Linked DNA regions of Mus musculus: region 2 is linked to region 1. The links are chromatin loops, found by intact Hi-C in ENCODE. Cell type or tissue: heart. All regions are shown on one strand.

Region 1 (8,000 bases):
GGAACTCACAGTCCTTGCGAAAAGCACTGAGTTGTTTTTCCCATGTGGTTTTATCTTGTCTTGCCTCTTGGACATAGAAAAAAAGGCTTTATTGTTGAATCTCAAACAACCTCCTGGTGGTATCAGATTAGGCAGTGTTTGTCCCAAAAACAAAAGATTTGTCATAGATCCGTATGAAGATTTAAGTCTCAAATTGGATAATGGACTGGATAATGGACTGCAATCCTAGTATCTAGAAGTGAAGGCAGTAGGATCTGTGAGTTCAAGGCCAGCCTTGACTACATGGTGAGTCTATGGTCCATCTGGACTACATAAGATTTTTTCACTGAGCCTGGCAGTGGTGGCGCATGCCTTTAATCCCAGCACTTGGGAGGCAGAGGCAGGGGATTTCTGAATTCAAGGCCAGCCTGGTCTACAAAGTGAGCTCCAGGATGGCCAGGCCTACACAGAGAAACCCTGTCTCGAAAAAAAAAGAAAAAAACAGTGTTTTGTTTTGTTTTGTTTTGTTTTTCACTGAAAACCAGCAGTAAATAACACTTGATCCAGTGGTTTGTCAGTTGTCGTTGTCTCTGACTCTCCCAGGAACCTCACATTTGTAGATAGTTTTCTTTCTAAACAGCTAATGTGATCTTTCCCAGAGCCCTCAGAAGTTGGTAATTATGAACTTAGCTTATTTTTAGCTTTTAAATAAGCATAATTATTGAGTTTTGATAAAGAGCAGTGACCACTTCTCTCAAAGTAATAGAAATCAAACAGCCACAATATTGGGAGGAAATGTTTCTGGAATTTGACTGTCTTAGTTTTTTAGGCTTGGTTTTTGTTTTACTTTTGGATATGTTCATATTTTTCTCTCCCATGACATGTTTACAGTTGAATGTATATTAAAAGCCTGCATACACTCTAGAGCTGAGTCCCTTGAGTGGTTCAGTTCAAGAAGCAAGACTTCCAGCAGGGTCCCAACAGAACTGTCTAGGATATCATGAATGAAAGTTTATTGGTACTTACTAACAATAGAGGAAAATAGATACTTTAGCAAACATGACCTCTGATATGAGAGATCAGAAAGTGATTTTTTGTAAGAAAGCAATGCATTGTTTGTTTAGAAGTGTGTACTTGGAATGTTTGTTTGTTTGTTTGTTTGTTTTAATTGCAGAATCTTACTATATAGCTAGGCTGACCTCAAGCCTGTGATCTTTGCCTCAACCTTTGAGTGCTGGGTTACAGGTGTGTGTTACCAAACCTGGCCCAAAACAAAACAAAAACAACTAAAAGCTTTAATGAGACTAAGTGTGACACTATGTAATTTATCAATTTGAATTTTACCACTTATTAGTTTGTGGCATACACACAGGATATATCCATCGTAATGGGCAGCTACAACACTAGACCTGTTACCAGTTACTCTGTCTTTCCAAACCCACTCATGGACTTTCTGGTCCAGGTTTGTTTATTTTAACGTTTCATGAATGGAATCCCAATATTTCCTTTTGTTCTTTTTAGAAGATGTATTTATATAATTTATATGTATGAGTGTTGGCCCACATGTATGTCTGCCCGTGTGTGTATCTGTGGGAGCTAGACTGTTAGAGTCCTCAGAACTGGGTCTATGTGGTGATGAGCTGTCATGTGGGTACTCAGAACAGACCCTCGGGGTTCTGCAAGAGCAGCAAGTCAAGCCCGGTGGCGGCGGCGACAAACCTTAATCCCAGCACTCAGGCAGAGGCAGGTTCGAGGCCAGCCTGGTCTAAGAGCAAGTTCCAGGATGGCCAGGACTGCACAGAGAATCCCTGTCTCGAAAAATCAAACAAAAGGCAGCTCATCCTCTTAACCACTGAGGCTCCTCCCAGGCCCTGTCTGGCTCCACTGACTTCTTAACATAACATCTTCAAGGTTTATTTATGCTTCAGCATCTCTCTATAATTTACTCTTTTTTTAAATCTCCTTTGTAGACTAATGTAATTGTAAGATTGTACTCCAAGCCGGGCAGTGGTGGCGCACGCCTTTAATCTCAGCGCTTGGGAAGCAGAGGCAGGTGGATTTCTTCGTTCAAGGCCAGCCTGGTCTACAGAGTAAGTTCCAGGACAGCCAGGGCTACACAGAGAAACCCTGTCTCAAAAAACCAAAAAAAAAAAAAGAAAAGAAAGAAAAGAAAGAAAGGAAGGAAGGAAGGAAGGAAGGAAGGAAGGAAGGAAGGAAGGAAGGAAGAAAGAAAGAAAGAAAGAAAGAAAAGATTATACTCCATTTTGTTTATGTGGGTGCTAATTAATGGACTTTGGGTGGTTTTTATTTTTGGCTATTGAAAATGTTTTGTGGACATTTATGTACAAACTTTTTTGTTATTGGGTGTTTTCATTCCTCCAGGGTATATCCCTACAAGACTTTGTAGATTAGCAGTAGCTAGAACAAGCTCTATTTTTCTAAAAATTTTAATCTGTGTTTATTGGTGTTTTGCCTGTATGTGTTTTTGTGTATCATGTGCCTGGTGCCCACAGAAGCCAGAAAATGTTACGATTCCTTAGAGAGTGGAGTTAAAGAGATGGTTTTGAGCCACCATGTAGGTTCTAGGAACTGAACCTGTGTCCCCTGCAAAAGCAGTCAATGCTTTTAACCACTGAGCCATCTCCAGCCTCCTTTCATACTTTTAAAGTGTTCTTTAAAAAAAAAAAAAAAAAGGACCTCTAGCTGGGTGTGGCTACTGAAGTCTTTAATCCCAGAGTTTGGAAGCCAGAGGCAAGAAGATAGATTGCTGCAGGTTTGATGCTGGCTTGATCCACACAACTAATTCTAGGCAAGCCAGGGATGTTAGCAAACCCTGACTTAACAAAATAACACAAGAACAAAAGAACTGTGTGTGAAGTCTTCACAAAGTAAAATTAGAGAGCCGGAGAGGTGTGTCTGTACTGTAGACCATGTTTGTTGTGTTCTTAGGTCTGAGCTGTGCTGCACTTCTCAGGGTGTGAAAACACTGCAGTGCTTTCAACAAGCCTTTTTGCATGAGTAGAGCAGGCGTGGAAAGTTACTGCGCGTGCAGAATTCACCCAGCTTAAGGGTGGGAATGGTTTGTGAAGAGAGCACTGTGATCATCTAGAGAGGACTAAAGTCTGCTGGTTAGTGACAGCAGTGAGCGCTGAGCATGCACTAGAGGGCAGAAGTCACCCTGGGAAAGCAAGCACTCAGGCACACCAAGCCGTTCTAAGACTGGACGGTGCTATTTATTTTTGTCTGCCTAATTAGTCTTTGATAAGAGATTTCTTTGTTTTGTTTTCTTTAATATATCTAGATATATTAAATTACAGTTTGGTTTATTTTCAGCTCTGCTTTGGAAAATTATTTTTCCCTCTCATTTCTGTAACACACAGTTTTATTTGTGGAGATTTTTTGTTAATTACAGATAGACATGCTAACATGGCACAGCCGTGAAGGTGCTTGTTGTCAAGCCTCATGAGAGAAGTGTCCCTCACGAGTCGTCCAGTGGCCTCCACACACAGAGTGTGGTACTCATGATCGTCTCCCTCTGCCCCAACAGAAAAAAATAAATATAAAAAAATTAAAGAGAGAAATTGTGCGCCGCCTCAGGGACTGCGTTATTAATACTGATCCTTTGCAAATACTCTGCTGCTCATCCCCGCGTGTTTGTGTGGAAGTTGCTGTACTCATCTGTTCTAATGTCAGGGAAGCACACCGTTCACTTGGAGCAGACAGTCTGTGTCTATGTTCTCACCAAAGTTCTGGTCAAAGAATCTTGGTACTATTTTGTGGATGGTTATGAGCATATAGCAAGACTCACATTTATTAAATTTGTAATTTCTTGTGGATTTTTCTTACAGGAGAGGCTGAGCAGTTGTGTTCTAATTATTTTGGTTGAGGATGAAAACGAGGCTGACCTGCATTCGTTATATCCAGTTACATGGTCCGGGGCTCTTGCCAAAACCCCACTACTCAAGCAAAGCTATTGTAAATGCAAGATGAAACAATTAAAAAAAATGTTTTTAAATGTATTTAATATGAATGCTCAGCTGCATATACACCTGGAGGCCAGAAGAGGGCATCAGACTCCCTTATAGATGGTTGTGAGCCACCATATGGTTGCTGGGAATTGAACTCATGACTTCTGGAAGAGCAGCCACTGCTCTTAACCTGTGAGCCATCTCTCCAGCCGGAAATAATTTAAAACTTTGAAAACAGATGATATAGAAAAGCCTACAGAAGCTGGGCGTGGTGGTGCACGCCTTTAATCCCAGCATTCGGGAGGCAGAGGCAGGTGGATTTCTGAGTTTGAGGCCAGCCTGGTCTACAAAGTGAGGTCCAGGACAGCCAGGGCTATACAGAGAAACCCTGTCTCGGAAAAAAAAAAAAAAGTTTGAGGAAAGCCTCTTTTACTATGGTTAATTTAAGTGTCAGGTGGGTCCCTTACTCCCTTCTCTTCATAAGGCGAGCCCTGATGTTATACCAAAAGCCCCCCAACCCCCAATTAAAACTTGTACTGAGGACGAGTGAGGTGGCTGAGTGGCTGAGCAGGTAGCTGTGCTTGCCATGCCAGCCTGACCACCTAATCCTCAGTGGAAGGGAGAACCGCCTCCATCCACAAAGCTCCCTGGCCTCCTACTGTGCACTGCAGCGCTACTCACCTGCACACACCTACACACACACACACACACACACACACACACACACACACACACGAATAAGTAAGAACTGTAGAAGAAAGGCATCCTTAAACTGGGTAATGGTGGCGCACCCCTTTAATCCCAGCACTCAGGAGGCAGAGGCAGGTGGATTTCTGAGTTGGAGGCCAGCCTGGTCTACAGAGTGAGTTCCAGGACAGCCAGGGCTACACAGAGAAAACCTGCCTCAAAAACCAAAAGCCTCTTTCCATTCCAGCAGTTCCCCCGCACATCCCTTCCCTGTGTACACTGTGCTCTTGCTCATGCGGGCCCAAACCTCAGAGTTCTTCATCCTCTCTGCCCCACTTTGCACCCAGTCCAATAAGTTCTTTTAATTTTGTCATTTTAAAAATCATTTTATTTATTTACATTCCAGATATTGCCCCCCTTCCCAGTCCCCCTCCCACTGTTCTTCATCCCATTCCCCATCCTCTTTGCCTCTGAGAAGGTGCCTCCCTCAGCCCCAGGCACCCCCCTTCCCTGGGGCCTCAAGTCTCTACATGATTAGGTACATCTTCTCCAATTGAGGCCAGACCAGGCAGTCCTCCGATATATATGTGTTGGGGCCCTTGGACCAGCCCATGTATGCTCTTTGGTTGGTGGGTTAGTCTCTGGGAGCTCCCAGGGATCCAGGTTAGTTGATACTGTTGCCATATATATCCCTATAGGGTTGCCATCCTCTTCAGTGCTTTCAATCCTTCTCCTAACTCTTCCATAGGGGTCCCCGACCTCAGTCCAATGGTTGGCTGTATCTGCATCTGTCTCAGTCAGCTGCTGGTAGGGCCTTCTCAGAGGACAGCCATGTTAGGCTCTGATCTGCAAGCACAACATAGCATCAGTAACAGTGTCAGGCTTTGATGCCCTCCTCCCCCACAAGGAGATGGATCCCAATTTGTCCCAGTCACTAGACAGCCTTTCCTTTGCTTTCTGCTCCATTTTTGTCCCTGCGTTTCTTTTAGTCAGGAACAATTCTGGGTCAGAAATTTTGACAGTGGGTTAGTAGCTCCGTCTTTCCACTTGGGCCCTGTCTAGTGGAGGTAGTCTCTTCAGGTTCCCTCTCCCCACTGTTGGGGATTCGGCTAAGGTCACCTCCATTGAGCCCTGGGAGTCTCTCACATCCCAGGTCTCCCCACCTCACCCCCAGAAGCTGCATATTCCAGTCATTCTCCTGGCCCTCTGGCCTTCTCTCCTGTTTCCACCCCCATCCCTTTCCACTCCCCCTCTCCATCCCCACCCAGGCTCTCTCTAAGTGAGACCGAAGCATCCTCATCTGGGCTTTCTTCCTCCTCGAACGTCTTACGGTCTGTGGATTGTACCGTGGGTATTCTGTACTTTTTGGCTAATAGCCACTGCTCAGTGAGTATGTACCATACATGTCCTTTTGGGTCTGGGTTAGCTCACTCAAGATGATACATTATCTTTCAGCTTGGGTGTAGATTTTGTTTTGTTCCTTAAATCTGAGATTTTAGAACTTTTATCTGGCTAGAAAAATTCTCTGGCATTCTGACTATTGCATCTTTTGTGTTCTGTCTCCTGGAATTCCTGTTAGGCAAGCAGGTTTCCTTTCTGTCTGTGAATCGGTTAACTTCTCTTTGACGTCCCGCTCATTCTTTCTGAACTGCTTTTTGCTTGTTTCCTGTGTCTTCACTGTTTCTTCAACACAATCTAAACTTAATTTCAGTAACTGAGTTTTCCATATTTTAGAAATCCCTGTTTAGTCTTCACATTTGCTTTTTCATGGGATCGTAATCTGTTTGTTTTTGTTCAAGACAGGGTCTCTTTGTGTAACCTTGGTTGTCGTGGAATTCGCTCCGTAGACCAGGCTGGCCTCAAACTCAGAGATCCACCTGCCTCTGCCTCCCGAGTGCTGGGATTAAATGAAGGCATCTGCCACCATTCCCAGATAGGATCTTACTCTTAAAGTCTTGCTTTCTGTGTGCCACCATTTTAAGTATATTTCCTTTGTGACCTCTAGCTGAGGGATCTGTATTAGAAGGTAGTTTTGGGTTATGCTGCTATTCTGATTTCTCTTTTATGATGGTGCTCTTTAAGGTGAAGGGTTAATCTGCATTTTTCAAAGCTAGGTATAAATTTATGTCTCTTTGGTGCCCTGGTTTGAACGTTGGCTTAGGCTAATCTTGAATGTAAATTTGTGGTTCAGAATCCCTAGAACCCTGAGGTGCTGTAGTTAAGATTATAGCCTGAATCCCGGCTCATTGCTGACACAGTGCATTGTGTCCGAAGAGACGCGCCATCCTACAGCCCGAGCAGGGGAGCTCTTTCCTGTGCTCCCTGCGCCATTACATGAGCTCTGTCCTCAGTCCATCTTCTCCATGTCGGCACGGCTTAGGCTTGGCTCTCCGGCTCTGTAATACCAAGGCAAGTCATGCTTTGATTTGGCTTACAAAACCCAAGCCAGGAAGTTATTAAAACCCACTCCCAGCCCTCAGTCGTTCTGTCGGGTCCTGTACACTGCTGTGGTTTCTCACTTCCCAGCCCTCAGTCATTCTGTCGGGTCCTGTGCACTGTTGTGGTTTCTCACTTCCTCCCTTTCGTTTTGGTGAGGGTTTTTTTTTTTTTTTTTTTTTTTTTTTTTGTTCTGTTTTTTGGTGTTTCGAGACAGGGTTTCTCTGTGTAACCCTGGGCTGTCCTGGAACTCACTCTGTAGACTAAGCTGACCTCGAACTCAGAAATCCGCCTGCCTCTGCCTCCCAAGTGCTGGGATTAAAGGCATGGGCCACTACTGCCCAGCATTGGTGAGGTTTTAAAATAGCGATATGGGCTGTCATTATGTGGCAAGTATTTAGTTGGTCTTCACCATCCTTCCCAGATACCCTGCTGGTTTTTTCATGTTTCTGAGTTTTTTCTTAGGTTTCTGTTGCTGTGATGAATAATGTCCTGACCAAAAGCACCTTGGGCAGGAAAGGGGTTGTTTTGCCTCTACTTCCATGCCACTGTCTGTCCTGGAGAGCAATCAGGAAGGAACTGATGGCAGGAAGCTGGAGGCAGGGCTGAAGCGTGGGTCATGGAGCTCCTTGCTGGCTCGTTCTCCATGGCTTGCTCAGCCTGCTCTCTTACATACCCAGAGCTCCCTGCCCAAGGCAGCACCATCCACAGTGGTGTGGGCCCTCGCATCAGTCATTAATTGAAAATGCCCTTCAGTCTTGCCTACAGCCTGACATTAGGCATTTTCTCAGTTGACGTTCCTTCCTCTCAGATGTCTCTGACTTGTGTTGACATAAAAACTAGTCAGCACACCGAACAACTAGTACACAGTTGTGAAATTTGTGAAGTGGTAAAATTTGAGGTGATCAAAACAATCTCTCTCTCTTTCTC
Region 2 (8,000 bases), 320 kb after region 1:
CAGGCTGGAGACAAACTGGTGTTGAGAAATGGCCCAGCTCTGACTTGCACTGATTGGAAGGATAAGCAGACAACATACTTTGCCTTCCTGCCTTCCTTCTTCTGTCAAGTTTATGTGGCCTAGTCTGGCCTTGAACTCACGGTTCAGTTGTAGGTGACTTTGAACTCCTGATGTTCCTTGCCTCCACCTTCCAAGTGCTGAGCTTACAGGAATGTATTGTCACGCCCAGCCCAAGATCAGTTTTTGTATTTGTACTAATATTTAACTGCAAGTCCAAAAATGGATTTGTAATAGAATCTGTCCCGGCATTTGGCTATTACTAAGTACATAATTACCTGTTATCTTTTTAAAAATAAAAATATTACAAAAATAATAAAGCATGAGGTTTGTTTGTTTGTTTGTTTGTTTTTGGCAAGCTCTCACTATTTAGTCTTGACTGGTTTGGAATTTATTATGTAGATCAGGCTGACCTTGAACCCCCAGAGTTCCTCCTGCCTCTGCCTCCGGAGGCTGGGATCACAAGTGTATACCCGGCTTCATGGGCTTTCCTGGCTAACAGATCTCTGAGCTGTAGGGATTAACTGTACATTAGCCTGTTTAAAGTGAACATCTGAAGGAGTTTTAGTATATGTCCGTCCCCACCATCATTTCTAGAACATACCCTCACCCTGACTTGAAACAGGTTTTTTATCTGTTTGTTTTGAGACAGGATTTCTCTGGGTAGCCCTGTGGAACTCACTCCGTAGACCAGGCTGGCCTCAAACTCAGAGAGCTCCTCCTGCCTTTGCCTGCCTCCTAGGTGTTAGGATTGCTCCTTCCTCTTTATAGTTGAGTAACGATCCACTGTATGAGTGTCCAGTGCTCATTTCTCTTTATAAGTGAGTCATAGTCCATTATTGCTATACAGCTTCTTATTTATCCATTCATCAGTTGTTGGACATTGTTTCCACTTTTAGGGTTTTATGAGTGATGTTGCTGTGAACACTGATGTATATGTTGTTGTGTAGCATAAGCATTTAAGACCATTTTTAAGTTGCCTTTAATACCAAATAGTCACTAAATTAATATGTTAACAAATAGCATGTGGTAGGCATTATACTAGCAAATTGATTTTTACCCTCAAGAAAATTGCAATCTAATGGAGAAAATGTACTATAATTAAATACCATTATAATATCTCAAGTGCCAAGAAACAGAATGCTAGGTCCTGCAGATACACAGATGTAGCTAATTCATCCTGGGGTGTGAGAGGACGGTCCAGCAAAACCTTAGAAGTGTCTGTACTGAATCCCAAAGGGCGGGGTGGGGGGGGGGAAAGAAGAAGGAGATCTGTGTAATTGCTGTGCAAACTTCATGAACTGATTTTGGGTCCCTGTGACCCGCATAAAATGCTGGGCATGGTTGTAAACCCCAGTGATCCAAATACTGAGTAGGTAGAGATGGGACCATCTTTGGAGCTTGCTGGCTAGCCAGCCTACCCATATTGGTAAGTTCCAGGGTTCCATGAGAAAGTCTGTAAATCAGTCAGTCAGTCAAGCAAACAAGCAAGCAATGGAGGAAGGCACTCCATGTTGGCCTCTGTCCTTGACACACAGGGACATGCATGTGTAGTGTACTTACCACACACCACACACACACACAAAGATACAGACACACAAAAAGACAAAGAATTAGCCAGATAAAGGATAGAAGAGTCTTCCAGGCAGAACCAGCCATTGGTATAAAGGTCCTGAGGTGAGAGTGGGAGGAAGGTGGGGGGCGGGGTAAGGGAGAGAGGAGGAAGGAGAAAGAGACAGACGTGAGTTTGGAGGGCTGGCAGGAATTCATCTTAAAGAATTGATAATGGCTGGCATATGGGGGCAGCGTTGGGAGGGGAGAGCTCTGAGATGGGCTGCGGGAATGGACAGGAAGCTCCAAGGTAGTCTGTAAGGCTACACTCCACTGAGGATGCACTCAGTCCTGCTGACTCTGCAGAGCCATGGCCAGATTTAGCACAGCAGTCTCTGAGATGACAGGGAGCACAGCTGGTGGCAGGCTCCTGGCCTTCCCGGGAAGAAGTGATAACAAGGCAGAGGATGGGAGTGGTTGAGTAGGGGAGACAGGAAGGTCTGTGCAGACTTAGCTGCAGTCTAGTAAAGCTGTATTCCTGGAAGCAGGGCCTTTTAGGTCAGAACGATCATTGATTCTGATCCTGTCTTAATTTCTTTGCTAGGTCACTTTGGTTTTGTTTGTTTGTTTCTGTGTTTTTAACTGAATATAGCCCATGTTGGCTTTGAATATGTGGTCGTCCTGTTGCAGCCAGCTAAGTGTTAGGATTACATGTATGCATCACAGTGTGTGTGTGTGCATGCGTGTGCGAAGGTCAGAGAACAGATTAGAAATTGGTTTAAGGCAGTGCCTCTTGTTTCGCCACCATAGGAATGCTGGAAGTACAGAAGTGTGCTACCATATCTGGCTTTTCACCTGGGTTCTTGGTACCGACTAAGACTGTCAGGATTGTATGGCGAGTGCTTTTGCTTTTCCTTGCTGAGTCATCTCTCTGGCCTTGTTTAAAGATACCTTTCTTTCTTTTTTTCTTTTTCTTCTTCTTTTATTTTTCTGAGACAGGGTTTCTCTGTGCAGCCCTGGCTGTCCTGGAACTCACTCTGTAGACCAGGCTGGCCTCGAACTCAGAAATTCGCCTGCCTCTGCCTCCCGAGTGCTGGGATTAAAGGCGTGCGCCACCACTGCCTGATTTAAGGATGCCTTTCTTCTATGGTTCTTACTTAGTCGTGTGTGTGTGTGTGTGTGTGTGTGTGTGTGTGTGTGTGTGTGTGTGTGTAGGTGTGTGTAGGTGAGTAGCGCTGCAGTGCACAGTAGGAGGCCAGGGAGCTTTGTGGATGGAGGCGGTTCTCCCTTCCACTGAGGATTAGGTGGTCAGGCTGGCATGGCAAACACAGCTACCTGCTCAGCCACTCAGCCACCTCACTCGTCCCCAGTACAAGTTTTAATAGGGGGTACAATCGCTGGTCTATCCATAATTCAAGTTTGAATCGCTGGTCTATCTGTAATCTACCAGCCCCTTCCTTCAGGCAGATAGGAAGTTCTACCCACGTCACTGCAAGTGTTCCCTCCTCCCTTGCCTTGGCGTCTGATAAAACCCCACACCCCGTTCTTTATAACGGCTCAGCACCTTTTGTTCATTGTCATTTTTTTCACTTAGCACATCCGTTCATTTATCTCATGTATGGAGCCCTGTCAGCAGTAAGGCCCTGGACCGTCGCCCCTGTCCCCTCAGCTCGTCCTTTTCTCTGGTCAGATGGCTTCTTGTTTTGGTGAGAGAACCTCCTTTCCACTTCTTCATGGGGTCAACCTAGCATAATCTCCCTATGTTTCCCTACAAATATACTGGTAGCTTTTTTTTTTTAATTAGTGGTTTCTTTTAAAAAGTAACTTTCTGGGCTGGACAGATGGTTCAGTGGATATAGGTGATTGCCACCAAGCTTGGTGACATGAGTTTAAGCCCTGGAACCCATGTGGTAGGAGAAACCCAACCTCTGCAGGTTACCCTCTGACCCACACACACACACACACACACACACACACACACACGTATCATCCACCCCCCCAAACAATAAATAAATGTAAAAGGAGATCCCTTAATATGGTGATTTATAATATATTTGCAGTCTTGATGCATTTTTGTGTTTTTAAAAATGCTACTAGAAGCATTCCATTGTGTAGATATGCATGCTAGAGTTGTAAGTAAACAGCTCTGTCCAGAAAGCATTTGCTACCTTCTGGGGTAGATACCAGAGGCAGAGCTCCTGAGACAAAAGGCACGGCACTTTTGGACTGTTGCCAGATTGTCTTTTCTTAGTGCTCTGTTACTGTATGCCTCACACTACAAATTTAGCAACTTACAACAATAACCATCTCTTAGCTCAGATTTCTGTGGGTCAGACGTCCAGGCACTGCATGGCTGGTTTCTTTGTTCAGTGCCTCATTGTCAAAATCAAGGCATCTCTGAGCCATGTTTCCACTTGGAGGCTTCACCTCAGAGGAATCCATTTCCAAGCTTGTTCAAGTGGATTTCAATATCCAGTCTCTAGGGGCTAGGACAGAAATTCCTGTCTTCTTTTTTTTTTTGGTTTTTCGAGACAGGGTTTCTCTGTGTAGCCCTGGCTGTCCTGGAACTCACATTGTAGACCAAGCTGGCCTCGAACTCAGAAATCCGCCTGCCTCTGCCTCCCAAGTGCTGGGATTAAAGGCGTGCGCCACCACGCCAGGCAATTCCTGCCTTCTTACTGACTGTCGATGAGGCCTTGCTTCCAGCTCCCAGAGGTCACCATCAGGTCCTTCCCTGGGACCCCTTTGTCTGTCTTTCATAGGTGGCATGGGAATCCCATCTCCTCTTTAGGTTAACTGGCCGGTGTGATTAACTCTCTCAGTTGCTGCCTTCCAAATAGAAGGTCTATACTCACTAAACAACACTCCCCCAACCTTGTCAGCCTCTGCTTTGTCTCTGTGAGCTCTCCTGCTGCATGTGTGTCAACCTTTTGTGTTGGCTGTTGTTGCTGTAATAAAATACTGTAACTAAAGAGAGGGTTTATTTGGGCTTGTGGTTCTAGAGGGAGAGTTCGTAATGTCAGGGGAAGCTGAGAGATCACATGCCAGCCACACACAGGAAGCACAGGGAGAGCTAGAAGTGGGGTAAAGCGGTAATGCCTGCTTCCCATGACTCCTCCAGCACCTCCTGAAGGATCCATAGCCTTCCCAAACAACCCCTCCCACGGGGAACAAGGGTTTGAATACACACGCTGATGGGACAGTTTTGAGCCTCCACACAAGCCTTAAGTGGAACCATCTTGTACTAGTGTCTCGTTGGGTGTGTTTCTCTTGGTGCAATCCTAAGAATCATTCCTATCAGAATCTATCAGAATTCCTGTTTTTAAAAGCTGAATAATAATCTACTGTGATGGTGACTACTTTTCTTTAATCTTCCATTCTTCCCCTGCTGGATACTTGGGCTCCTTAATCATGTCAGTAAACCACTGGCCACTCTAGCTAGAGGAGTGTTTTATTAATTAGCCGTGTGTAGCAGGCACAAGGGGTATGCATCAAGAACCCAGAATCTTGGGGCTATGGTCAGATCCTCCATGAGATGCCCTCTAGAAAGATGCTGCTCCCTGTTGGGGAAGCCACCTTGTTCTCTTTACAGCATTAATCTATACATCACACAGAAGGGTTCTAGAGATGGCATGGCGCCAAGCTTGCCCATGCAGCCAGGGTTCCCTCTGCTCAGGATTCTAGGGCATTATGAAGGATGTTCTAACCACTTTTCACCCTCTGGGCGAACAGTCTGGCTTCATGTCTCCAGGACTAGGCATGACATGGGTTTTGAGTGGTAGATACGTGTGAGAAAACCATTAGTGAGGCCAGTGGGGGTGGGGTTGGTGCTGCCATTCATAGGTTATGATTGTGGCAGCATCCACAAAGTGAGTTCTTCTAGCATGCGCTCTTGGAAAGAACTGAGAGCATTTAGTGACCAAACAGATGATACAGGAATGACAGGGTAAGGCTGTAACTGCCAGGATTCAGGCAGCCACATGCCGTACCTTCACTAGCCTTGGTACAGACTTGGAGATGAGGCTCTGAGTCATGACATTGATGCTCACTAGGATCTACGAGATGGAATTTCAGACTGAATGTCGATGGGACACATTTGTAACAATATTACCTTGGAGGATAGTGAGGTGCAGGGGTCCGTTTGACAGTATGCTCAAAGTACATTGGGAACTGGCATAACAATAGCTTCATGTAACCCTTTATAATAAACAATGGCTAAAATATTAAGAATAAAACCTTGGATCCAATAGGGATGGTATTTGAGAAATATGCCATATGGCTTCAAGAAGGTCCCATGTGCTGTGGAAAGAAATGGGTGTTCTGTGGGTATGTAGGTAGCAATGTTCCAGGTTAGCTTCCGGAGTAGAAGGTCTTGTTAGTAGCTGTTTCTTGCTCTGTGCTAGTTAGATTCCCTGAGGGCTCTATAACATCTTTCTCCACAACTTAGAATATGCTGTCTTGGTTGTGTATAGTCCTGGTGTATGTGTGTGAGTGTGTGTATATGTGTGTCTGTGTGTGTATGTATGTGTGTGTGTGTGAAACAGAAGCGATCATTTGCCAAAGTGAATGTAAGATCTGGGTGGGAGCCGGGTGTGGTGGTGCAGGCCTTTAATTCCAGTACTTGGGAGGCAGAGGCAGGAGGATTTCTGAGTTCGAGGCCAGCCTGGTCTACAGAGTGAGTTCCAGGACAGCCAGGGCTATACAGAGAAACCCTGTCTCAAAAACAAACAAACAAACAAAAAAGATCTGGGTGGGAACTAAAAGAACAATGGTTCGCAACCCTTTGGCAAACTTCTATCTCCAAAAACATATTACAATTCATTAACAGTAGCAAAATTATAGATATGAAGTACTAATGCAATAATTTTACGGTTGGGGTCACCACAGCATGGGGAACTGTATTAAAGGGTCACAGCGTTAAGAAGGCTGAGAGCCACTGGAAAGTGCAGAACACTAACACCTGAGAACGGATTATTGTCAACCAAGGACTTCCTGAGAAACAGGAAGAAGAGTCAAAGGTAGGTCTGTCTTTTCCCCTGGTTATTTTGTCAGTAGAACTAAAACTGTGTTCCTTCTCACAGGCAACTGCCATGTCTGTGGACTGTCTTGGGCAGCATGCAGTGCTTTCTGGGTAAGTGAGCTTTTGGAGTTGGTCTCCCACAAGTTCTGGGGAACAAAGTATAAATAAGTTCCTGGGAACTCGAAAACTATCTTTATGTGTGAGGACAATCCGAGCGAGCGGGGCTTTAGTATTCACATCCTAAGGACCACAAGGGCGCTTGCAGGGGTTCTTTGAGGTTTTGTTTGGTCTTGTTTTGTCTCTCATAGTGAACTCACATTTTAGTGTTTGTAGTTTGGCCTTGAGTTGACAGTGTTCTTGTCACAATACTGTCTCACTGAGGAATCAGTCTAGTATGGTTAGAGAGGTGGTTAGGAGGGTTGAGGCAACCTGGGCTCTCTGGACACTCACTCAGTTTACCTAACTGGGCTTTGGCTTTTTTTTTTTCCAGAAAGAATTTAAAAAATGATTTAGAGTGTGTGTGTGTGTGTGTGTGTGTGTGTGTGTGTGTGTGTGTGAAACCTCAGGTGTCATTCCTCAGTCACCGTCTACTTTGTTCACTTTTGAGGTAGGTTTTCTTGTTGGTCTGGAACTCACAGGTAACACAAGCCTGGCTGAGTAGCCAGCTCCAGAGAGCCATCTGTCTCCTCCTCCCCAGGAATGAAATAATTACTGCAGGGATGTTAACTCACTGACCAAGCGAGTTTTCTTTCTTAAAAAATATGTAGCATTCTTCTTCTTCTTCTTCTTCTTCTTTTTTTTTTTTTTTTGAGACAGGGTTTCTCTGTGTAGCCCTGGCTGTCCTGGCACTCACTCTGTAGACCAGGCTGGCTATTGATTGACACTGTAAACTTGCTATTGACATATTTACTATGTTACTTTAATTGTTATGCCATTTTCTTGGGTCATCAGTTCTTGCAGATAGATCTGGTTTTCATTTCCAAGTTGTAGACTTGCAGAGGAATTTGAGATTTTTCTGCAGGATTTCGGTCCAGTAACAAGAATGCTTAACACATTTATTGAATGTAAAGCTCTGTGCCTGGTAATACCGGGCTTATAAAGATATTTTAGACATCGTGTAGTTTCCAGACCTACAGGTGAATTGAGACAAGAGCCTTAGCATTTGGTAGACTTCTTGTAGAGAAAACACAGTTGAAACGCAGCTCCTGCAGTGGGATTGATATGGATCCCAGCCAGGGGCACTGAGAAAGGCTGGGGGAGTTGCTGAGCTCAGAGGGACCAGACACACTCTGATGTATGGATGTGGGAGTGAAGGCCAACCCTGGAAGTAGCTGTCACAGAGACACTGTCCCCTTTGCATAACCATCAGCTT

The links. Peaks named below come from ENCODE experiments on the same cell type or tissue, not always from the same donor. Only the 100,000 strongest peaks of a DNase experiment are listed, where the experiment ranks them.
Region 2: a loop joins it to region 1, with 2.3 times the contacts of the local background. A loop is called at or near these places in 2 of 42 quality-filtered maps.

What each region holds. Positions count from the first base shown.
Region 1 is chr8:111,820,560-111,828,559 of GRCm38, reverse strand. All of the region lies in intron 5 of Cfdp1 (craniofacial development protein 1), which reads left to right. Among named protein-coding and RNA genes, the nearest start is that of Cfdp1, 30 kb to the left of the region's middle. In heart, CTCF peaks have their summits at 3,145 (motif pointing right) and 4,033 (motif pointing right); DNase peaks (open chromatin) are centred at 7,169 and 7,659.
Region 2 is chr8:111,504,631-111,512,630 of GRCm38, reverse strand. It overlaps Wdr59 (WD repeat domain 59), which reads left to right. Exons shown (of 26, transcript NM_001170742.1): 2 at 6,690-6,739. Among named protein-coding and RNA genes, the nearest start is that of Wdr59, 13 kb to the left of the region's middle. In heart, no CTCF peak of the experiment used is centred here; DNase peaks (open chromatin) are centred at 1,990 and 3,100; H3K4me3 peaks cover 461 bases; H3K27ac peaks cover 2,795 bases.